Regions from separate parts of the Homo sapiens genome. Here regions 2, 3, 4, 5 and 6 are each linked to region 1. Evidence: read pairs that join two places in POLR2A ChIA-PET (ENCODE). Cell type or tissue: OCI-LY7. All regions are shown on one strand. Region 1 overlaps PTPRC (protein tyrosine phosphatase receptor type C). Region 2 has its middle 7.6 kb from the start of PTPRC. Region 3 has its middle 18 kb from the start of PTPRC. Region 4 has its middle 34 kb from the start of PTPRC. Region 5 has its middle 28 kb from the start of PTPRC. Region 6 overlaps LOC124904478 (a long non-coding RNA gene).

Region 1 (4,000 bases):
CCCCCGTGATCCACCCGCCCCAGCCTCCCAAAGTGCTGGGATTACAGGAGTGAGCCACCTTGCCCGGCCAAGCTCGAACTTTTGACAGAAGGATGCCATTTTGAATTTGCCACTGTGGCCTCCAGATCCATTGCTGAGGATGGGCTCGTCACACTTCAGCAGCCTGTCCTGTTTGTAAACCAGCCAGACATAGCGGTGGAGATCTGTGCCCTCCGGAGGCCCGAGCCCACGTAATGGAGATGACTGGGCCACTGCTAACGTCATTACCCTTCATGTTGACCACCAGGAAATGACGCCATTCAGTGTATTGGGGCTTCTTCCTGCCGGGAGCGTCCGGGTCTGTTAGGACCAAGGTGTAGAGTTTCCTTGACTCAAGATCATCCCATGAAATGCTGGTGGGTCTGTTAACCTAGGTGGGCGTCAGCACTTTGCCCAGCTCGTCCACCGTCGCCCTGGCGTAGGCGACATGCAGCGAGTGCTGCGGCTGCCCGTCCACTTCCTGCAGGCTCAAGGGCCTGGACCGCTTGCTGAGGTCCCTGGCATGGCTGTGCAAGAACGCAGCGCGCAGCTGGGAGTGCCACTAGGCAAGGCGCAGGCGCAGCGGCGACTCGGCAGCCTCTGAAAACTAGCCAGGGAAGCCGGGGCTCATTTATAGGATTTTAAAAATATTATTAAAGGCTTCACAAACTGTCTTGTTTAATAGCCACAACATTGGGAGGCCGAGGCAGGCGGATTACCTAAGGACGGAGTTCGAGACCAGCCTGGACAACATGGTGAAGCCCCGTCTCTACTGAAAATACAAATATTAGCCGGGTGTAGTGGCGCATGTTTGTAATCCCATATACTCAGGAGGCTGAGGCAGGAGAACCGCGTGAACCCGGCAGGCGGAGGTTGCAGTGAGCTGAGATAGTGCCACGGCACTCCAGCCTGGGCCACAGAGCAAAACTCTCTCAGAAAAAAAAAAAAAAATAGATACAACAATCTCCTTTTAACTGAAGAGGAATGATGTAAAGTTATATAAAGTTCAGAGGAATTGATGTAAAGTGAATCGTAAAGACTTTGGAATCTCCTACTAAAATATTTTAACAGGAAAGAGACACATCAGTGCATTTTACAAGCAGATCAATGTGGCGGTATCTAGCATGCATGGGGAAGGGATGGAGGAAGTTGTCAGTTTAGAAACTGAGTATAAACATTATTGAAATAGGACATGATAAGTACCTGGACCAGGGTAAAGGCAATGGAAAGGAAAAGGAAGCCACAGACCACAGATAGGAGGAATTCAAGGACTGTGTACCGAAATTCAGGAGAATGATGTGAAATAGATGCTCTGAATCCTCTATTCCCAGGAGGCAGCATTATGGAGTTAGGAGAAAATGCAGGAGCTTTGGATTCTAGTAGACCTGGGATTGAGTTTTTACACTGTTACTCTATATTCGAAGCAATATATTTAAACCAGCTGTGTCTTCCTTTTGTCCTTTATAAAACAAGAATAATAATGCTTATCACATAGAGATATTATGAGGATTGTATAAGACAATGTATCAAATAGTAGGTATTCGGTAAATGTTCCTTCTTTACTAAAGATAGAGAAACCATTTTCTGATGTACAAAGGGATGAAGAGCTGGCCCAATATGAATTTTCCCAAAGAAGTTAAATGAAAAGGATCTCATGATCCTTTTCAGGATTTATTATTTACGAATGTTAATATATTATTTTAATATTTTCTATCTTATGAAATAATTATTTGGTCAAAACATAAGACAATTGATAGGAATATACAGCATGGAAAATGGTTACCAACTAGAGCTGCAGGGTATCAGGGAATGTGACAAGGCAGCAAAATGTTTCTACACATGTCTGTTTTTTCAGGCATTATCTTTCTTGAGACTATCAAGTGTGTATTTAAGGAGCCATTCAACTTACTTCAGTGCATTTGCTTGCAAAGGGTGCAATGTGATGTTTCCTACTGGTAGGGTCGTATTTCATATGTGGTGATAGTGTTGCTGAACAAATAGGAAATATCCTTGCCTAGACTATATTTTATCATTTCATTATCTAGTGGTAAAGGAATGTGAGTTCTATTTACAAATAAACATTTTGTCTTACTTTTTTCTTTGTGATCTATTTTCTCCAAGTTGCATAATGTAATGAATTAATAAAGCTTAGTTGCTGGCCAAATCAATGGTGACTTTTTATGTTTTTAAATATAATATTAGGTTTAACTTATTTTTGTCATTAAAATATCATTTGTGAGTGCTTTTCAAAATGAAGTGCTTCTGAAATAAATCACATAATAAAACTAACCTTACTTTTGAAATACATTTTTATTGAAGCAAACACAAATCAATCTGAAATTCAGCATTTTGTAGCAGTTAAATGTATAGTCAGGCAGCTTCAACGTCAACTAGAGAAGTTGTGGTTTTAACCCCGAGATAGGGCTGATTATGCTGGTGCTATGGCAACCTATTGCACCATTTGGTAGCGCCTGTGTGCTTAACCGCATGAGCTGCGCCTCTTCCTTTCCTATAAAGACTCAGAATAAGAAAAACAGAAGTACACCGAAGAGAAGAAACCACAAGAGCAGTAAAGACACTGCTGTTAGCTTTTAGCTGTGCAAACAGCAGTCTTATGAGAACAACACATTGAAAACCTCTTCTATTTGAAAGTGTAGCTTTTCCCATTATGCCTGGGTTCCTTTAATGATTTTGAAAGTAAGCCAAGTGTTTCTGTTCAGAGTTTTCATTAAAGGGAAATAAGAAGAAATAAGCAGTGCATTTATCAGCCTTTGCTTTTATTGTCCTCAGCTTTAGGAGTGGGAGGCTTTTGTGCAGCCTCAGCAGACATTTTATTCTGTTTGTGAGATGGGAGATTAGTTTCTATTAGGTGGACTCCCTATAATCTAGCATTTATTTTCTGCTTTTTTTTATTATATTGTAGTTAGTTCACAAAAAAAAGTACAATTTTAATTCATCTCCTGGCTCATTTAGAAAGGGTTGTGGTTGGTGCTGTAAACACGTTTCTACATAACTAGATTAAATTCACAGACACTCACTGTCCTAGCACTGTTTATTTTCTATGGGGAGCTTCATTTACCTATTCTTTCCCTCACCCCACTTCTTTTACAAGGTATAGGTTGATCAGCAAAGGCTTTTGTATGTTTTCCTTTGTTTCAAAGTACAGACATAATATAATCATAACTTTTTTTTGCATGTTCTACTATTTTTCCTTCCTTAAAGATTTGGGTAAAAATACTGAAGGACAGACAAGTTCATGCTACCATTTTTGTTAGGCATAGGCCTGTTCACTTTTCTTCCCATTTTTCTGAAAAATAAGAATCTACCCCTTTTGTAGTCATTGTCCAGCAATTTACACTTTTTAACAATAAGTTTTAATGTGTGGTACTCTGAATCCCATTTTGATGGTTATACATAATATTTACTCATTTTTGAGTCCCTAATAGCTCTTTAGCACAAATACTGGATTTAGCATTAAATATTTTTTCCTTACAGTGCAATGCAGTTGAACAAGCATGGGGGTTTTTACAGTCAGACAGATCTGCATTTAAATCTAGACTCATTTTGCTACAAGTTCTTTATTTAGCCTTGCATACACGTTTTTATGATTTTGAGCTTTCATCTGTGAAAAGAAGAGAATACCATCTACTTTGTAGGATTTCTATAATGATTAGATAAAATAATATGTAACAGTATTTAGGACAGTGCCATTCACATAGTACCCGCTTATTAAATAGTAAACACTGTTGATAGCACCAAATACACTAATAAAAGATTTCACCACTTATGCAAACATCTTTTGATGATTCTTTGTTCTTTAATGATGATCGTAACCTATCCTAGAGGAAGCAAAGAGCTACAAAAACATACACTTACTAAGGGATTAATATAATTAAATGGTTTTTGCTATCTGAAGTATATTGCATAAATCAGGTATATATCCCTGGATTTAGGTAAATGAAAACAGACATTTTCATAAGAA
Region 2 (4,000 bases), 50 kb before region 1:
ACCTTCCTAGGACCATGGTAAAAATCAGGGTCTAAGCCAACACCTGTGTGACAGGGATGAGGAGCCAAGAAATATGGTGAAAGTTGGGGCTTCACTGAGAGTTCAGCATTGATGCAGACCCTTTGAGGTCCTCTTAGGCATTTTTCTTTTAATCCTAAATTCGATGGAATGGGGTATGGTACACACTATATGATTTTATTTAGAAAAGACTTCTTAGGATGAAGGTGGATAATGGATTGGCTAGTGAGAAATAATATTAGAGGAAATATGGGCAAAACTGTTAAGAGGCTGTTTCAGTTGTTTATTTGAGATGTTGGTAACTTGGTCTAAGATAGTGATGGTCTAGACAGGAAGAAGTTCATAAACTTAAGATATGTTTAGAAAGTAACATGAAGAGGTATTAGTGATAAATTGGAGGAAGTAAGTTTCAAGAATGATACAGAGTGATGAAAAGAGAGTTGAAATAGCTGCAAGAACCTACCTAACTCAGCATACTGGCTGCTGCTTTTAAGAATAAAATGGGTAAGAAAACCTCCTTGTTACATTGCATTTTGTCAACCCAGAGACAGACTCAAGATCATATCGAACTAAAGCCAGCATAATCAGAATTTATATGATAAAAACTTTAGGCAAATCAGAGTAGACAATGAATCTTTTTAATGTGTTTATTGGCTAAAGCAATATATAATGACTTTGAGATGTCAAGAGTGTGATCGTTGAGACTTGCAACAAATTGAAGTTCTAGGAATACATTATATCAAAATTATACATTCTTACATGTGTTTGGCTCTCATTTTATTTAGTTCATTCTTATTTACCTTTTTTTTTTTTTTTTGAGACAGATTCTTGTTCTGTTGCCCAGGCTATAGTGAAGTGGCATGATCAATCTCGGCTCACTGCAACCTCTACATCCTGGGTTCAAGCGATTCTCATGCCTCGGCCTCCCCAGTAGTTGGGATTACAGGTGTGCGCCACCATGCCTGGCTATTTTTTTGTATTTTTAGTAGAGACAGGGTTTCGCCATGTTGCCCAGGCAGGTCTTGAACTCCTGATCTGAGGCATTCTGCCTGCCTAGGCCTCCCAAAGTGCTAGGATTACAGGCGTGAGCCACTGTGCCTGGCCAGTTTTATTTACTTTAGATTAGTAGGGTTCAATCCATAAGTAACCTGTCACTGTTTACCTTGTGACTCTGTTACAAACTTGGAACATCAGTACATCTATGTTCTTTCAATTTTGAGATTCGCTTTAGCTTTTTCAAAGAAGCTTTTGTTTTTTTGTGTGTGTGTGTGTGTGTGTGTGTGATCATTTTCTATTGGAATTAATTACAAGATGAATGCCGAAATTTTAATTTGAAAGTACACCCTTTGCAGCATTGGTAACACTGTCCACTGATTAGTTATTGATGTTATGTTGCTGTTCCACAGTGTACTCAAACCACTGTGTGATTCAGAGATGGACTTCTAGAAATTTTTTTTTTGTGGATAAAAAAAAAAACAACAAAAAACACAGACCATTATATTTTCAAGTAATCAGAGCTACCAAAGAAGAAACCACTATGAAATACAGCTTCACATCAAATTGATGACAAAGAGTATGTGAGTTGTATGACAAGTGATGAAAAACTGCACATGAAGGTAAACAAATTCATGCAGGTGAGCAGAACACCAGCTGGGTAGACATGGTGTGAGAAAAACATCACTGACAGCAGAGATACAGTGAAGTGTGCATGATGTTTTGTTTTTATTTTCTATTATGTTGAAAAGGCAATAATACTATCTTAGCATTGTCGTGAAATCTAAATTAGTTAATTAATCAAGCATTCGATAAATGGTTTAAACACACTAGGTTATAATTAAGCATATATAATAGACCATGGATGGATTTATGACATCTATTTTATACTGTTACATTTTCCAACATTATGTATCCTCATAGAATTTGGAAGCTATTTTAAACCCTCTGCTATACTTGCTCCATGCTGTCTTTATGCATCAAGATATGCAAATGGCAGAACCCAGACAGGAAAGTCATTGCCAAAAGCCAGTGCAGAAAGAGATGCAGAGACAGAGAGAGACAGAGAGACAGAGGTTTCAGCAACCTGCAGCCATCAAAGGAATCGACAAATGTTATACATGGCTTGTAACACTGAATGTGAGGCCTGAAGTAAAACACATACATCTCAGCTTAGACCTCATGGAACAAGAAAAATATGAAATCCACAGAAGGCCACTCCAGAGTGGAAGACTCCCTTCATGTGTGAAAAGTTACAAGACTTTCTCAGTAAGATGGATTTGGAAACTGGTCTCAGAGTTCATTACCTATGCTGTATAGTTCTTTGTATTTATTACTGGCTTATTAAGCAGTCTGGATTCAATCAGGTATAAATATTAAACATCATATATTATCTTGCCACTGGTCAGCTATGCTTCTGTATTTCATTGATTCTAAGATGCACATTTTATAAAACATATTTTAGGGTTGCCGAAGTCAGGATGCATCTTGAAACCAACAAGTATCTTTAAGTTAATAAAGCTAAGAATATTTAATTTCCTCTTTCCATCTTTTAACAATATATATGGCAGGTCCCACAACTTCCTAGTAACTTTTGAGTAAAAACAACCCAAAGTTCATTTCAGGCCAGTTGAATACTTTACTTTCATATCTAGTTTAACTCTTTCACCTCTTCTTTATCTTTAGTACCCATCAGGACTTTGCCTGTGACATCTGCAGAAGGGAACACATATTTCTTTTCTACTTATCTTTGTATTTGCATTTTACACAAAGGCAGAGAGATATGTTTTATCAAGTACTACATATTTCTTTTCTCAATGCCTAAATTTTCAAAATACAAAATGGCAGAACGCAAAAATGTTTCCTGGTCGGGTCCTAGGGGAACTCTTCTCCCTCCCTATATTTCTTCTGTTGGGGTTAGAAAGAGGAATAGGATGTATGCTATGTTGGTGTATGTTTAATTATAACCAAGTGTGTTTACTTTATACCATTTATTGAATGTTTGCTTAATATGCTTAGTTCTCATGGCAACACTTAAAAGTATTATTATCTCCATATTAGAGAGATGAGATCATTGCTAGAACTAGGATTTAACCATGTTTCTTGGCCACTAGGAAAAATATTTTCTTAAAACACCATATTAAAGAACTACAGTGTTGGCATTGATCATTGAGACATAGGTATATATGCACTGGGTGTATCTAAGATGACCAGGAAAGTTAAGATTCTAGTGCTCAAAATGAGAAAAACTTTCAAAGCAGCACCACCTCCCACCTTGGTCAATTTGCCAGTGGTAAGACTTGTCTTTGTCTGTATTTGCATTTTACCCAAACACGGTACCACATATTTCTTTCCTCAATGCCTATGTTTTCTTTTCTTTTTTCTTTTCTTTTTTTTTAGATGGAGTCTAACTCTGTTGCCGAGGCTAGAATGCAGTGGCATGGTCTTGGCTCACCATAACTCCGCCTCCTGGGTCCAAGTGATTCTTGTGCCTCAGCCTCCTGAGTAGCTGGGATTTTGGGGACATACCACCACACCCTGCTAATTTTTGTATTTTTAATAGAGACGGGGTTTCACCATGTTGGCCAGGCTGGTCTCGTACTCCCAACTTCAAGTGATCTGCTTGCCTTGGCCTCCTAAAGTGCTGGGATTATAGGCGTGAGCCACCACGCCCAGCCCTCAATGCCTAAATTTTCAAAAGACAAAATGACAGAATGCAAAAAATGTATTTCTAGAACAAATCTTAGAGATGTAGAAGTAGTCTCTCCTTTGTGCTCCTATATTTTCATTCATTGATAAGGATGTGTATACAATTTTGTAATTGCTAGAGTTAAGTAATTTGGTAATTTATTTAACTGGTAAACACTTCTACTGTCATCATTCTTTGCCTGTGCAACAGCACAAGCTTCTCCACCGTTCTCCCAATTCTTACTCTTGCCAACCCCCAATATGTTGACCACGCCACAGCTTCATGTGTAAATCTTCTCAT
Region 3 (4,000 bases), 60 kb before region 1:
GAGATAGTTTCACGTATGCTACCTTTGACTCATCCTCATGCCACCCCTCACCATCCTTGGTCTTTCTTTTTTACAGCTCTGATGGCATCTCTCATTCCAAAACTTGCTGAAGGTGCCAATACTACTCCCACTTGCCCCTGCTGCTGAAATCTGATATGCACAGCAAGGTAGCTGAGGTGCACTGTTGAGGACATTAATGTCTACATTAAGGACCATACATCTTTTGACAGAATTATCTACACCATATCCTGTTGTTGCAGAAGCTACCTGCAGCAGTGCTCTGATACCTTGTACCAAAACACTTCTAGATTTCGGTTGCATGTTTAATTGTAATCCTCTTACCAGTTACAGAAGCTAGATCTGAGATATTATGCAGAGAGGCAAAAACTGGCTGCAGAGAGAAGGAAAGATACAGGAGTACCAGAAACAGAGAGGGATGGAAAACCTCATAAGCTGCTAGGAGGAGAAACAATTTCAAATGGAGACGGAAGTCATACCTTAATGTGCTGATTTCAACCAGGCTACTTATGTAACTGATGCAAATGACCACGGAGGAGGGATCCTTGAGTTTTTTCGGGTACTGATATAGAAGAAGACACCTTACAGTGTCAAAGGAAGTTGATGGATTCACCTTGGCTGGTAAACAGCTCCAGAACCTGGCTGTGCTGTTATTGTCTTTGTGCATTATATGCCTTCATTCAGGGGAAATGGGCCCTTACACTAAGATAATGTTTTCCATATTTAAATATTGGCATATATGAACCTTAGAGATTCTGAAGTTTAAATCATTTGTTTTGGCAATTACAAAACTGAGACTTGCTAACTTGATTAGAAAGTCAAGCAATTTGTAGAACACCACTCAGCTAATTAATAGCAGTAAAAAGACTAGATCCTAGATCTTTGATTTTTAGTTCTACCATTCACTATATCACTACTAGTGAATTTTTCTGATGCTTTCTTGAGAGTATGGTCTTTATAGTATGTCAACAATTGTAAACTTGCAGCTAAAATAGCTGATCATATCCGTCTACAGGGAGGCACTACACATTTGCGTGAATACTTCCTCTTCTATTTGAAAAGTGTAGATTTACTTACATTCTTTTAAATATATCAGCACAGACTATCAGGCCGAGGATCACTGTCTTCCAACACAGTAAACATGGACCTGGTTCTTGTGCTCCAGAGAAACAAATGAAAGAGCAGGCCTCAAGGAATTTTGTTCATTGGGATCAGTGGGATCACAAGTATAGATCTAAAGAATGGAGTTCCTTCAGAGCTCACTTCAGGTGGCCAAGATGAAAATATGTACTTTCCTTCATAATATACTTAAGAAGATAAGGTCAGTTTTGTCATTGATCTGGTCCTATTCACCTTGTTTTTCTCTCTTAAATTATTTCTTTACCATTGTGGAGATAATCAACCGCATGGTGTCATCACTCATTTATCTCTAAGCATAACAGACATTTTCAACCCATTTCAGGTGTCCTCAAATTATTCATTTTTTATTTAAATGAAGAATTGTCCAGAGTTAGCATGTAAATATTAGCTAAGGGCAGGATGTGTGTGTGTCATGGAGGGGAGGACCTCTCCTGTTTAGGAGGAACTGCTGGCCCTAATATGCATGTCACATACATATGAACCTTGATCGGCTGTCATGCGGAAGGAATTACACTTCCGCTGGCCTCCCCTACCACAACCACAGGTGGAATCTAAGCTAGGCACTGAACTTGGCTCACACAGCTGTGAGCTTGCGCTGAGTCTCATCCTTTGCTGTGGAACTCCCTCTGCTGCTTCCTGCCCCAGCAAACTCCCCTCTACCCAGCCACTGGAAAGGAGTCCCACAGGAGGGGAGGGACAGTAGAGTAGAGCCCAGCTTCTCTGTCCAACACATAAAAGCTCTGAAAGGCAGTTATAAAAGGCTGAACTGGGAGCAGGTATTGTTAAAAAGGGAACCACTGACTTCCTGTGAGCACATGTTCCTGTCTCACTCTTGCTCTGCAGCACAGTAGAGGCTGTTTAGTTCATCACAAAGGAAGTGCATCAGCACTCCTGAAGATGCTACTCTAAGGGCACCTTTGAGTTGTGGGCCAGGAAGGCATTCCATAGTAAGACGAAGGAAAGGCCAAGTTCCTATTGTTAGCGTCACTATGCTTCTGGTTTTATAGTTTCCTAAGTTATTGCCACAGGTCATGGATCTGTGGCGCTCAAATGTTCGCTCACAAGGTTCACAGCACATTCTTTGCAGTTGCACCACCCAGCTAGGAGGGGCGAAACCAATGGAGCATTTTAGGCAGAGCTCATTTCCGCCCACATCAAAAGTAAGAGAGAAGTTTGTGGAGAGCTACATTTGAGCCCTCCATTAGCTGTTTTACATCTTGTAGGCCAAGGTGACACTTTCTACACTATGTGCTGGTGAGATACCACATGGACAAAATGTTGTAGAGGACCCAGCCTGAAAAATGCTCAGGCTTTAAGTCTGAGCAATCTCCACCACATCTCTACTCCACATCCCACCCCTCCTGGAATTTTAAGTCAGGAGACACATTGTGAGTGCATGGACAAAATAAAGAAAAGAAAGAGAGAGAGAAGAGGGAGGGAGGGGGAGAGAGAGAAAAAGTATATCAATTAAAAGTTTGCTGAAAGAGTCATGACATAAAGAAGATGAAAGAAAAAAACAAATTAGATTGTTACCAAGCTGTACATTCTTTGTTGAGGGAGAATAGAGATGAATTGGTAGCAGAGAGGAAGAAAAAGGAAGCATTTTAAGATGCAAAACAGGAGAAATCAGACTTAAGCAAGAATGGAGAAATAACTACATTTATCCACATCAGCTGTATCTTACCAGTTTGACTACTCTAAATGCTTGGGGATAATCTGGGAGTTTTTCACTGCTCCCCTCCTGCTGACAGTCCCAAACATATTGATGAGGCATTTTTAATAGCTTTCACCTCTGGCTCCTACTACAGCTTCATGTCTTTTTCCTTGGTTCTTATCCTCATCGTGGTGTCATGATTATTGTCCTCTCAGTCAAGCCCATCCTGTGCTACTGACTGAATGATTTTTATTAAAAATAAATTTTCCCCTATGCCTCTCCTGCTTACAATGCCTTATGATCCTTGATTGCTCACAGATTGAAATCCAAATCTTTGAGGATCCCATTCAAGATCTTTCAGTGCCTGAGTATAGCTCGTCTCTCCAAATTCTTCTTCTGCATATTATGTGCCTGCTAAAGAAAGTACTTACAGTTGTTCAAATGAGATGTTTCTTTTGGAAACCTCCCTGCATTCCTACCTGCTAACCCCCTATTTGGAAGTTAATTGTTGTCTTCCCCCACTCAGCTCACAGGTGTCCCCTGTGCACCTTCTACTGCCCACTCAAGCATAGTTGATCACTTCCTCCTTTAGGTCTCAATGCCATGACAATTTAATCACACTCCATTTTCATTATTTTTTATAAGTCTGTTTCACTACTTGGTACTGAGCTTCTGCTTGTAGAATGTGCACTTTGTTCTTACTTATTTTTGTGTTCTTGGGTCCTATTGCCAGTGCCTTGAATATACTAGATATAAGTCTAAAAATATTTGTTAAAGAATAAGTAAATGAATATTTCAGTGGAAGAAACTCTTTTCCCATGTGGGGACTTTGCACTTTCTGTCACAAAATTTGACTTAATCTAACTTAGGCAAAGATGTAATTTATTGGCTAAGAGAAAACGTTTAGGGATATAACTAGATTAGACATACTAGATTGAGTATGCAAACAATATCATATTTCTCTACATCCCTTAGTTCCCATTCCCATGGTTGAATTTAAGCTGCTTTGGCTTTAGACTTAGACTTTCTATGGTAGCAAGGGAAGACTCAAACCCCAGCCTTTCCAATTTTCAGTCCAGCAAACACACATGTACACACACACACACACACACACACACACACACACACACACCCAACAACAAAAAACAGAAGTGAGAATCTCTTTCTGCAAAATGCCACTTAAAATTG
Region 4 (4,000 bases), 76 kb before region 1:
TTAAAACTTTTGATAATCTTCCCATTGTGCAACTCCTAAACTCCTTAGGGTGGACCACACCCCACTGAGAATTACTTGAGTAAAGGGACTGTAACTGTTTTGCTAACATCATACATATAGCAAAAGGAAAATAGGACAGTGCCTGTTATTTATATGTATGCGTGTGTGTAAGTGTGTGCATGCATAGGTGTGCAGGTGTGTGTGTTACATGAAAAAATAAATGATAGAATTGTAATTATTATTATAGTTTCTATAAGATTTATAGTAGAAACTCTTTAAACAAGCTCCTCACTTTTACCAAAGGCCGCTTTCATATACAATTGGATAATGTGATCATCTAGCCAAGGAGGTAAAATAATATTGATTAAAGCCATGTAAATACTGAGATAATGTATATAAATATGTAAATACCTAACAGACTATTATCAATTCTGTAATTTTATAGGACCCTCCTACATTAAGCATTGAAATTTTGTCTAAAAATATTAGTTGGATCCACCATTTCACCAATTTGAAACGATACTTGAAGGCTATTCTTTTAACATTTGACTACATAAAGCTAATAAAATATCTAGTGATGAAAAAAGAAACTGCTATATGAAATAATATATCTGGTTTACTCTACAGATACACCTAAGTATGAAGACATAAATATGATCTAGAAGTAACATAAAATATTAACGATGTTTTTGTATTAGTTTCCATTTATTCTCACTAGATGATTAACGAGACTTTTAGTCAGAAGCAACTAATGGATTTTTGTTGTTGTTGTTCCTGACCCTGTATGATGCTCTTCTTTTGACATTTCCTTTTTCATCTTTTGTGTCTTACTCTGATCTATAACCCATGCTAAGCCAAAATAATCCACGTGGATGGTAATTTACCTCAAAATTGATGCACTAATTGGAGATAATCCCTTCTCCACACTCACTGCAAGGTCAGTTGTTTAAAGTACAATGTCTTAATTAACCTTGAACTGTACAATTAGAGTTCTGCTGTTTCTATCCATGTTTGGCACCTCATAGATCCAGGCAATAACATCTCTCCAATTGCAGTTGCCAGTTACATAATGCCTGCAAGCAAGCTTGCCTTCCTTTTGAAATCACACAGCAGGAAAGATTTTATAGAGATCAGCATGTATTTCTGAGCTACCTGGAAGATCTCTCCAAAATTACTGAGAAGCCCTTCATCATACTGTATTCCACCTATTGCATGACAAAATTTATACTCCATATCCCATTCCTGCTTCTAGTAACAGTAAGAATAAGTAAAAATTATTTATTTGCCTTTTGTTCACTGAGGTCTCATTATTTAATTTGTATACATTATGGTGTAATAGCAAAAGTGTCCTCTAAACTGCAAAGCTATTAAGTATAAAATGTCACTGCATTTTACAGTGCCACTATTTTTTGTGCTTCTTTATTTTTCCATTTTTGTAATTATTCCACTTGTTACATACTTCTTTGCTCATCACCAGAGTTTTTCTTATGGATTATAGCAAATAGCCTTTATTTAAAGTTTATGTGTCAAGGATAATGCTTGTAAAGTGCAATAGATATGCTCTATTTTAATTCCTTACTTGAGATAAGTCAGAAACTACACAGTTGCATAGATATTGATCCATTTTATAAAATTAAAATTAAAAATATTAATAACAACTGTACCTCATGTACTAGTGATATCAAAACTACATTAATTAAATTAATTTTTAATAATTCTATTTGGTAAAACTTGGCACTTGCTGCTTTGATAATATCTTCTTAGTGAAAAATGTTAAGTCACTTTGTTCCCTATTATTCAATCACAAATGCATGAATAACAACAGGTTCAACTTATCTCATGGCCCAGCTTTCCCCTGAAGACTCTACAATACAGAGGTTCTGGACCTGATCCAAGGAAATTGGGAAGTCCACATGAAACCGGTATATAACTGCCAGAGAGAATTGTCATATTTCTCTTGACTATGAAAATGTACACTTATTACTTAAACCCCTCACAAAAAAATGAAAAACTATGGCTTCCTAATAAATGGGTTTCTCTCCATTTCATATCTATCAAGATATTTGGTAAAAAAGTTTTTTGAAAATTAAATTCTTAAGGATTTTCCTTATTGGGGAAAAAAGGGCTATCTGTAACTGTACGTGTTTCTAGTAGTAAATGTCTAACAGTCCTAAAGTTCCAGCACATAATCAAATGACAGATACTTACTCTGTGCCACATTAGATCAGTGGTTCTCAATCAGGGGTGGTTTTACCCCCAGGGGATATCTGCCAATGTCTGGAGACATTTTTGGTTGTCAAAACTGTGGGGGAGGGGCGGGGGCTGCTACTGGCATCTAGTGGGTAAATGACAGAGGTATTGCTGAACATCCTGCAATGCCTAGGACAGACCTCACAACAAAGAATTACCGGACACAAAACTGTCAATAATGAGAAAACTTAGATTGTATAAAACCTGCCACTTTAAGTCGTCAGAATGTGAAATTTCTGTATAAAAAGTTAATTCTATGAATGATTATTTTTGTTTTCAGAGGTAGCTAAAAATTTCAATTGTCAAAATTCAGATTAAAAGCTACTCTTAGTGATCAAGTCTCATAAATAGAAAATAATTTGGTGGAGGTGGCCGCATAAGGGGTGATTTGTGGTGACTTTGGTAGTGCACAAACACAAAGCACCCCTATGAGCTGCCTTTTGAAGAGGGAAAAAGCTGTCTATCAAGCAGTGTATGTAGCTCATTAGTTACCTAACTGGACTCTCTGTTCTTTGCAAGAGAAACTTCCTCTGGGGTTGGGAATGGGGGTGGGGGACCCTCAAGGGATGGGAGGAGGGGTGAGCAGTTTGCAAGTCTGAGAAATACAAATCTTTGAGGTGACTAAATTAAAAACATGCTATGAAGCTATAAACTCACTCCTGAATCTGTGGCCTCAGGTCAAAATCCCTGCAGGAGAGCTGTTTCCTCAATGCCTGTGCTTGTTAACATTTTCTGTAAGGAGCAGCCCAGAGCTAAGTCAGCTCTGAGCAGGACTCTACAAGGCCACATCAAAAATGACAACAGGCGGGCCAGTGTGATGAGGCATCGGTGGGAGGTTCACCCCGGGTGAGGATTCTGTCATGGCACACTCCGGGAAAATAGCAAGGACAAATGTAAATGTTCTGTTTCATTGAAAATCACTTTGGAGTATACAAAGCCTATTCTTTTTTACTTGAAAAGCTACCAATTTCTGCATTTATATGTGTCAGAGATGGAGATTTTGATGGACCACAGAACAACCTAGTAACAATTCCTATGCATGTGTTCTCCACACAGTTTAGATGGTACAATTTGGCATTACTCCATCTCCTTCTCTCCTGATAACACCTCACCTTTCTTCATTTCTCTTGTAACTGTTTCATAGCTATGGAAGAAGGAGAGAAAAACTGCCATGATTACTCCGTGTTAATTGAAAGTGGTTTTAAACCAATCAAAGGTAAAAGATATAGCTCATTTCTGTTGTTTCCCTAACTTATTTTAAAAAATATACAGGGGTTTCAACTTGTGGCAGTTTTATACCCCAGAGGACATTGGCAATATCTGGACACATTTTTGGTTGTTGAAAATTTTGGTTTGGTTGAAAACTAGATGTTAATGACATCTAGTGAGTAGAGGTCGGGAGTGCTTCTGAGTATCTAATAATATCCAGGACAGATCCCTACAACAAAGAATTATCTGATCAAAATGTCAGTAGTGGCAGGGACTAAGAAATCCTGGCATAATATAATGTCAGGAGTACCATATGTCATAATCAATGCTTATCATTTATTGAACTATTACTATGTCAAGTAAACATTCTATCTACTTAAGGAAACTCAATAATCCTGAGAGTCAAAAGATTATGCCTCAAACTTTCTGGGCCTTTTGAAGATAATTATTTTATAGATTTTGAATATGAAATTAGTTGAGAACAATTTCCAACATAGTTGTACTCAGACATAACCTGTTAAGAATACTTCGTCCAAAACAG
Region 5 (4,000 bases), 71 kb before region 1:
CATATACCTCAAAGATCAAGGAAATATATGCGCCAAGTAAACATTATTTGTGTTCATTTCTAAAAAGAAAAATTGCATTGATTTATTTACTAATAAAATGTAAGCAACTAATTCATTAGTCTGTAGTATTTACATTTGAGCTGCTAAGATAACTTAATTAATTGTGAATAATAAGAGAATTTTTATCTTTTCTGTTTTTGAACAAGAATCCAATGATTACTATTTTATATTATTAGTAATTTATTAATAATGAATTAGCAGGTATTACCAAACACAGCACTGCTTCTTGAGAATCACTATATGTTATTGTATCATAAAGACAGAACCAAAAACCAATGTCCAAATAAAACCAAAAACAAAAGCCAAAACCATCAAACAAATAAACAAAACTGAGGCAACTTCAGGGGCTTTGAGTCTGGTTGGAAAGGACTTCTATTGCAACAAATGCTGATATTTGTTAAATCATTAAGATTATTTTATTTACAGAAGAACATAAAAAATAAGAATCTGTGTGTAATGCATGGTTTGTTGAGGTCTTGTCTTTTGATCCCATGGTGCCTGTAGCTTGTCTTTTGATCCCATGGTGCCTGTAGCTCTCCCTTACCACCTGTGTGCCCAAGAGGAATTGTCAGCTAGCTTGAATTGGCCTCACTCTACCTCTTACACACATCACATCCAGACACTGCTCTTGCTCCAGAGGATTCAACTACCATCTTTGTCCATGTGGAATTCCAAGTGGCAGACAATGAATAGGCCAAAGCACCTCATCCGCTGGATTCGAAAAAATAATGTGGTAGGTGAAATCTCCATTCTTGTTATACTGTTCTTTTAGCTTCTATAGCACATTCATTTTGTGAAAGTCAAGGGGACTCTCACAGGAAATTCGGATGAAGGAAAGATAAAAGCTAAAGTTCTAGCCAACTTCAACAACCCCATAGGCCTCATAGAGTAAATCTTTTAAAAGCTAGCTCCTCCAGAACAGGAGTGGAGTGGGGCCCATAAAAAGCCAGCCCAGGTCATCTGCCTCCAATGCACATCTGCACACTCCCAAATCTGTCTATCCCTTGCCAGTCTCATGCTTCCATCCTTTACTGAAGGTAAAAGCTTCAGTAAAACTCTACGCCTTCACAAAGTAAGAGAGATCATTCCCAGGATCCTTCAGAATTCCAGCAGGCTTGAGGATGTCCTTTATATCCCCTTTCATATTAGAGGTTTGCATACATTACAAAACATTTAAATTAACCTTTACTGACTGCTTTTTCTGTATATCCCCATACCTGAACCCACTTGGGGTTACACTTAATGAATGTTATTATTTTAATTTAGAAACTTTTAGAAATAAGGAGGTTTGGACAAAGGGTTGTCATTTCCTTCTGCCACATGCCCTAACATATTTATAATAATAAAATGAACAAGTTACATATAAATAACGATTTATGCATGTTTGCTGAAATATTTCAGTATGTCAGAGCAAAATAATATTCATATTGTACTTTCATATTTTATAATTTAAGCTCCTAAATTCTTAAAATTTGCCAATTTCAAAAACATTCTGTTTTCAAAAGATGGTACCTAACATTGTAATGATTATGCTATTTTCTTTTTAGCTGTCAGTATTTAATTGTGTGAAATAAATTATGTGGAAGAAAAGCAGATGTACTGGTGAACTATTTTCTGACAGGTTTTTTTAGTTAAATGTCAAGAATTTAGGTCATTTGGGTAACTGAAGTTTTCTATTACTTGGCAGGAATTTGAAGAAAATTCTAAGAATTGTAGTAGCTATTTTTGGAAAGTGTCTACTTTCATATGAAAATCCTGTCTTTAGAACATGCATAAATTCAGTGACACTCTTCCACACTTTCTTGCTCCCTTGCTATTTCTTTTTTTCGTTTCATAGCAGGAGCCTAAAGCTTTTATGATTTAGCTGGTCTTCTTCATCGAAAGGAATACAGAAAGATCTTACTTTTGCAAATTTTATAAAAACAAAACCACCTAAATATCTTCTAGGACTTTGAAAAGGGCTCATATAAGCCAGAGACCTTGAAATACTTCAATAGCTTCCAGGTAACTTTACCTCTGTTTCATTTCTGAGCTCTTGAACAGTGGAATCCAGTATCTGCCTTTATTTCTTCAACATGAGATCATGTTCTTGGACAGGACCCTTACATAGCTGCACACATTTACTGAGAGAGAACCAAAGAAAGGGATTCTGATTTAAAGTGTCTAGATTGTAGGGTTGACTCTCCCTTCTGCTTGTCCTTCACCAGAACAATTTACCTCTGGCCGAGTGATCTATTTAGTTTGTTGGGAATAGACATAAAGGAGTCTGGCCAGGCAGGAGCTTCTTTATTTTGCAATGTGTTCTTGAGTCTCAGATGGTTCAGTTCGGATTCAACCTTGATATGTGTTATGAAAATACAATTAAAACCAAAATCATCTCCTAACCCAGAAATTCTCTCCACAAAGGTACTAGAGCTAAGCATTAGAAGACAAGCATTAAGCCAGACTATGTTGCACTTCACAAGCAATCTGCTAAGAGAGTACCAAGGCGGAAAGGACTCTCGCCCCCATATGTATAGCCAAGGAGATGTAACCCATTGCATGCACGTTTTCAATAAAAACAATAACTAGTCTTCAAGTAAGAAGACTTAACACTCACACATAATTTGTCATAACTTTCCCATGGTGATTAAGGTCAACATTTCCGTTAGCTGATTGACTTTATCCAGGGGAGAAACAAACTTATCATGTCTCTGTGACAAGAGGTAGTTTTACAACTTGGAGCAACATGCCCATGGAGGAAGTTAGAATTCTACCCTCCCACAGAAACTGAGAGATAGGGATGCTATGTGTACATATCAAAAAATGGCTCCTAGGTTCTTGAGAAGGACAGCCCTTGGTCATGAAGCTGATAAAAGGCCCCCGCACACATCTTAAAGAGAAAAGAAAGTGCTTACAGTTACAATTTTTCTGAGGCGAATGCACTAAGAAGGAAAATCTTTTCCTATATTTTCAACAGGGAGAATTAAGTCTCTTAATGATAATTTGTATTGCCGTCATAGTGTCATAGAGGAAAGACCTAGGTCAATGAGAGGATTTTGTCTCAAATGTTTCATTAATCATCTTTGTGCAATGACTTACTTGTCCTATTAAATCTTGCCTTATCTAGATATGATGTTGTTTCTTTTAGATTTTCTTTTTCTTTTTTTTTTTTTTTAATTATACTTTAAGTTTTAGGGTACATGTGCACATTGTGCAGGTTAGTTACATATGTATACATGTGCCATGCTGGTGCACTGCACCCACTAATCCGTCATCTAGCATTAGGTATATCTCCCGATGCCATCCCTCCCCCCTCCCTCCACCCCACAACAGTCCCCAGAGTGTGATATTCCCGTTCCTGTGTCCATGTGATCTCATTTTCCAGATAGTTTTTGATGATAAAACCTAAGTGAATCTGTTCTTTTTTTTTTTTTTCTATTCATGATCTTTCTTGATTGATTTTATCCTGTGCCCAAACCAAAACAGCACAGCACCATGGCTATGAGAAAGAGGTCTCAGAAAACTGAGTGTCGTTATCTGGCTTTTAAAGTTTGCCCTATCTAGATATGATGCTGTTTCTTTTAGATTTTTTTACACCAACTTTTGTCAGATAGTTTTTGATGATAAAACCTAAATTAATCTGTCCTTTTTTTTCTATTCATGATCTTTCTTGATTGATTTTTATCCTGTGCCCAAACCAAAACAGCACTGTAACTATGAGAAAGAGGACTCAGGAAACTCAGTCAATATCTGGCTAACAAAAGTCTATGCGTGGTTCCTCCTAGCCCTGCTATGACTTTTCCCAAATGTCAAATGTTGTTGATGTCTCGTCTCACAGATTTCCCTGTCTACTTGAGAAAGGCATAAAACCCATTTTATCTTAAAAATGCTCGTAATTGGGATCGCACTTTAAGTATAATGCTTACTTGATTACTAAATTTATTGTCTTTTTCTTAAA
Region 6 (4,000 bases), 85 kb before region 1:
TTCTAGTAAGAAATCTGCTGTCATCCTCATCTTTGTTCTTCTTTATGTAAAGTTCTTTTTTTCTTAAACTGGTTTTGATATTTAATTTTTAGCACTGGTTTTGTTTTGATCAATTTGTTTTTGATGTGCCTTGCTGTAGTTTTCTTCATTTTTTTGTCCTTGGGTTTCATGGAACTACTTGTATATGTGTGGTTTTATAGTTTTAATCAGGTTTGGAAATTTTTCATTCATTATTTCTTCATATGTATTTTCTATCCACCCCTTTCTAGAGACTCCAATTAAATGCATATTAGGCTACTTAAAGTTGTTCCATAGTTCATTTATGACATTTTTGAAAATTATTTTAGATGTTTTGTTTTGGATAGTTTTAATTGTTATGTGTTCAAAATCACTAAAGCTTAATAATCAGATAATCTTATATGGTGTATTTTTTAAATCACATACATTGTACTTTTTATCTCTGAATATTTGATTTGGGTCTTTCTTATACCATTCTTATGTTGTTACTTATTTGTTTGAATATATGGAATGCAGTATTCTTTTTTTATGCTTTTATTCTATTATCTGCTTATGTTCTGGGTCAGTTTCAATTGATTGACATTTTTCTCATTATGAGTCATATTTTCCTACTTCTTTGCGTACCTGGTAAGCTTTTATTTGATGCCAGACACTTTGAATTTGCATTGTTGAATACTGCATGTTATTTGTATTCCTACAGCTTTTTGAGCTTTGTTGTAGAATGCAGCTACTTAAAAACAATTTCATATTTTTGTGTTTTGCTTTTATGATTCATTATGTGGGACCAGAATAGTGTTTAGTCTAGGGCTAATTGTTTTCCACTATTGAGGCAAGACCCTTCTGAGTACTCTACTAATGCCCTGTGAATTAAATGGTTGTGCATTCTGGCTGGTGAGAGCTCAGTGTTAATGCTAGACACTGCTTTCTCTAATTTTTTGAGTGTTTTTTTTTCCCCTGGCTTTGGATGGATTCCTCACATGCATGTGTTGATCAGTATTCTGCTGAAAAAAGGACCTTCTTCTGCAGGTCTCTGGAGTTGTTTTTTTTGTTTTGTTTTTTTTTGGGTTTTTTTGGTGCAGCTTTCTATTTTCATATACTATATCCTGAAAACTCCAGCTGTGTTGGCCTCCCCAGACTCTTGGTTTCATCTCCTCAACTCAGGAAGTTCTCTAGGCTGTACTTGCATTCCTCTTCCCTGTTCTGAGGTCTGGATTATTTTTTTAAATCAATAAGCTGAGGAAAATTAGAGATCACCTTGATTGACTCCAGTCTTTCAGAAATTATTGTTTTTTATTGTTTGATGTCCAATGTATCGAAGATCATTGTCTCATTTTTTTACTTGTTTTTGGTGACCATGAAGAAAAATTGAGCAGGGTAGGGGATAAAGGAGAGTGTGGAATAGATTTGGTTACATTACTTGAGACCCTCTTTGAATGATTAATGTGAAGATACACTGAAGGAATTGAGGGAGTGAGCCATGAGGCTATCTTGAGGAAGAACATTTGAGGCAGAAAGATAAGCAAATTTAAGAAGAGCAATAGGAGCATGACTGACTTGCCAAAAAACACTGTGGGGGTCACTGTAGCTTGAGACAGTTCACAGGACTGAGAGGATGAGACTGGAGAGAGAACCAAGTGCTCAAATAATACGAACCTTTTAGGAAGAAAGCACTGTGGTTTTATTCTAAGTGTGATGAGAAGCTATTGTAAGATTTTCAGCAATAGTGTATGTGTCAAAGAAAAATATTTAACATTTTAAAGAATAACATGTTGGATGCTGTGTAGAAAATTGATTGCAAGGGGTCAAGAGTAAACGTAGATTTGGACAAGGGTAGTAACAAATGATACAATTATAGAATATCTTAAGGGAAGTGCTGATAAAATTTGATGGATTGGGTGGATATGAGGGAAAAAAAGGAATAAAGATTTATTTCCAAGTTTTTTGCCCAAATCATGGTCTCATATACTAACATGGATAACAATGGAGAGGAAAGTTTTATTGAGGAAAATTGAGTTATGTTAAGTTTGAGATGCAAGTTGAAATGTCAGGTAGGCAGTTATTCAAGTCTGGACACCAAGGAAGAGACGGAATATTTTAGAGTCCTCAGCATACACATGGCGTTGTGTGGAGATCAGTAGGAAGAGTGAGGCTAAATAAGTCCATGGACTGGTTCTGGTGCATTTTAAACTTCAGAGGCTGGAGAATTGAGACTGAATCAACAAAAGACAAAGGAGTAGAAGCCAATGATATGGGAAAAAAATCAGGAAAGTATGGCATCCTGGGAGCCAAGCACAGAAAATACTTCAAGAAATAGGAAGGGGTCAACCATGTCTAATGTTGCTGAGAGATTGAGTAAGATAAAAAGCAAAAATTGACGTTGGATTATTCAAAGTGCAGGTCTTCCGTGATTGTTTCTTATTATCCCACAAAGCCTCAAATCTTGGAGGCATTTCATGTATTAAATTAAATTTATAAGACTAAGATTCTGCCTTCATCCACTATCCCTGAGGTTGAATGATAATTTTACTTTTCTTATGTGTCTGTGATTAAATCCAGAGATACTCGCTGTTTTTCATTTTTCACTCACTAGATTGTTAAAACTTAATATGGGAGCCAGTGCCTTATCATCTGAGGAATGATAGAGGATGTTCCTATAAGGTTTGCCCTCATAAATCTGCATCTGTCTAGCAAGGTGAGGGGTAACCTAGTAGCATATGGGCTCACCTTGTGTCCAGGAACAAATCAACTTGTCTTGATCATAACCTAACGTAAAAAGCCAGACTTATATGCAGAATTCATTTCTCTGTTTACTTTCAAATGTTGGCACACTATGTATGTACCCCAAAAGATACTGGGAATTCACAAAAACCCAAATATACAGTTTGGTAAAGACAATCTACTTTTACCCAGTTAAAGATACTTCGCCACTTCTTGAGAGTAAAAACAATAAGAATAAAACTTCAAAAGAAAATAATTAACTGTAAAGCCTATTTTCCTGTTTGTGCTTTTTACTTTAGATTATTATTTATTTAAACACTAAAGAGGAATTTCTAAAGTAATGTCTATAAGGAAGCAAATGAATTTAGCCAATACTTTATGTGCCTGATTCAACATGTTGGTTAAGTTTTAATTTTACAAGTACAGTTGGCTCACTAAAGCCATTACATTCTTTGTATCTGAGTTGACTGTACACTACACAACAAATTTCTTACTATATCATCTAGATGTCATTTAGGGGAGTTTAAATAATCCACAGGTAATACAACTTCTAAGTGAAACAATGTCTTTATTTTTCAGACTTGACAGTAGCCTTAGTGAAAAAGTACTGTGAAAGTTTTCAAGTGTTAGAGAGAAAGTGGAAGTGGGTGCTTGGTATAAATGTGCCACTCTGTCCCCAGTGCCAAGGGCCCTGTGGTGAAGCTCTTCACAGAGGAAGTTTAGCTCTTCCACAGAGGTGCAAGGAGCTAGCTACCCACTTGATCGTCCTTCTTCCCAACCTTACAAAGGGAACATTCCAATTATCTGACTGAAAAGTGAGAAAAGGAAGAAAATGGAAGAAAAATCTGTTACTTTTCAACCATACAACTTCATATTTTTAAAGTCAGTAGGGGCCAGGCATGGTGGCTCACGCCAGTAATCCCGGCACTTTGTGAGGCTGAGGTAGGCAGATCACTTGAGGTCAAAAGTTTGAGACCACCCTGGCCAACATGTTGAAACCTAATTTCTACTAAAAAACACAAAAATTAACCAAGGATGGTGATATGCAGCTGTAATCCCAGCTACTCAGTAGGCTGAGGCAGGCGAATCGTTTGAACCCAAGAGGTCACACCACTGCACTCGAGCCTGACTCCGTCTCAAAGAAAAGAAAAACATCAGTAGGATTGAAGTATGAAAAGAGCCAGGGTTTTAAATGATAGCTTCTCTCACACAAGAGTGAAGGGAATAGGTTAAGAACCTCTCCCCTACTTTAACACTCTATTTT

What was found. ChIA-PET counts read pairs that join two places held together with the same protein. Peaks named below come from ENCODE experiments on the same cell type or tissue, not always from the same donor. Only the 100,000 strongest peaks of a DNase experiment are listed, where the experiment ranks them.
Region 2: POLR2A ChIA-PET joins it to region 1 with 16 read pairs; 17 of 35 experiments call an interaction of 5 or more read pairs at or near these places.
Region 3: POLR2A ChIA-PET joins it to region 1 with 54 read pairs; 16 of 35 experiments call an interaction of 5 or more read pairs at or near these places.
Region 4: POLR2A ChIA-PET joins it to region 1 with 15 read pairs; 12 of 35 experiments call an interaction of 5 or more read pairs at or near these places.
Region 5: POLR2A ChIA-PET joins it to region 1 with 18 read pairs; 14 of 35 experiments call an interaction of 5 or more read pairs at or near these places.
Region 6: POLR2A ChIA-PET joins it to region 1 with 24 read pairs; 9 of 35 experiments call an interaction of 5 or more read pairs at or near these places.

Annotation. Positions count from the first base shown.
Region 1 is chr1:198,679,499-198,683,498 of GRCh38, forward strand. All of the region lies in intron 2 of PTPRC (protein tyrosine phosphatase receptor type C), which reads left to right. It also overlaps the pseudogene PEBP1P3. Among named protein-coding and RNA genes, the nearest start is that of PTPRC-AS1, 14 kb to the left of the region's middle. RefSeq lists an enhancer at 2,172-2,742. In OCI-LY7, no CTCF peak of the experiment used is centred here; DNase peaks (open chromatin) are centred at 1,940 and 2,493; H3K4me3 peaks cover 3,642 bases; H3K27ac peaks cover 4,000 bases.
Region 2 is chr1:198,629,445-198,633,444 of GRCh38, forward strand. No RefSeq gene overlaps it. Among named protein-coding and RNA genes, the nearest start is that of PTPRC, 7.6 kb to the right of the region's middle. In OCI-LY7, no CTCF peak of the experiment used is centred here; a DNase peak (open chromatin) is centred at 1,649; H3K4me3 peaks cover 1,369 bases; H3K27ac peaks cover 2,612 bases.
Region 3 is chr1:198,619,395-198,623,394 of GRCh38, forward strand. No RefSeq gene overlaps it. Among named protein-coding and RNA genes, the nearest start is that of PTPRC, 18 kb to the right of the region's middle. In OCI-LY7, CTCF peaks have their summits at 313 and 528; DNase peaks (open chromatin) are centred at 1,677, 2,307, 3,367, 3,937 and 4 weaker places; H3K4me3 peaks cover 4,000 bases; H3K27ac peaks cover 4,000 bases.
Region 4 is chr1:198,603,324-198,607,323 of GRCh38, forward strand. No RefSeq gene overlaps it. Among named protein-coding and RNA genes, the nearest start is that of PTPRC, 34 kb to the right of the region's middle. In OCI-LY7, a CTCF peak has its summit at 2,386 (motif pointing left); a DNase peak (open chromatin) is centred at 2,308.
Region 5 is chr1:198,608,840-198,612,839 of GRCh38, forward strand. No RefSeq gene overlaps it. Among named protein-coding and RNA genes, the nearest start is that of PTPRC, 28 kb to the right of the region's middle. In OCI-LY7, no CTCF peak of the experiment used is centred here; no DNase peak of the experiment used is centred here.
Region 6 is chr1:198,594,440-198,598,439 of GRCh38, forward strand. LOC124904478 (a long non-coding RNA gene) reads right to left here. Exons shown (of 2, transcript XR_007066781.1): 2 at 3,285-3,544. Among named protein-coding and RNA genes, the nearest start is that of PTPRC, 43 kb to the right of the region's middle. In OCI-LY7, a CTCF peak has its summit at 1,659; DNase peaks (open chromatin) are centred at 1,602, 2,762, 3,432 and 3,812; H3K4me3 peaks cover 3,231 bases; H3K27ac peaks cover 3,451 bases.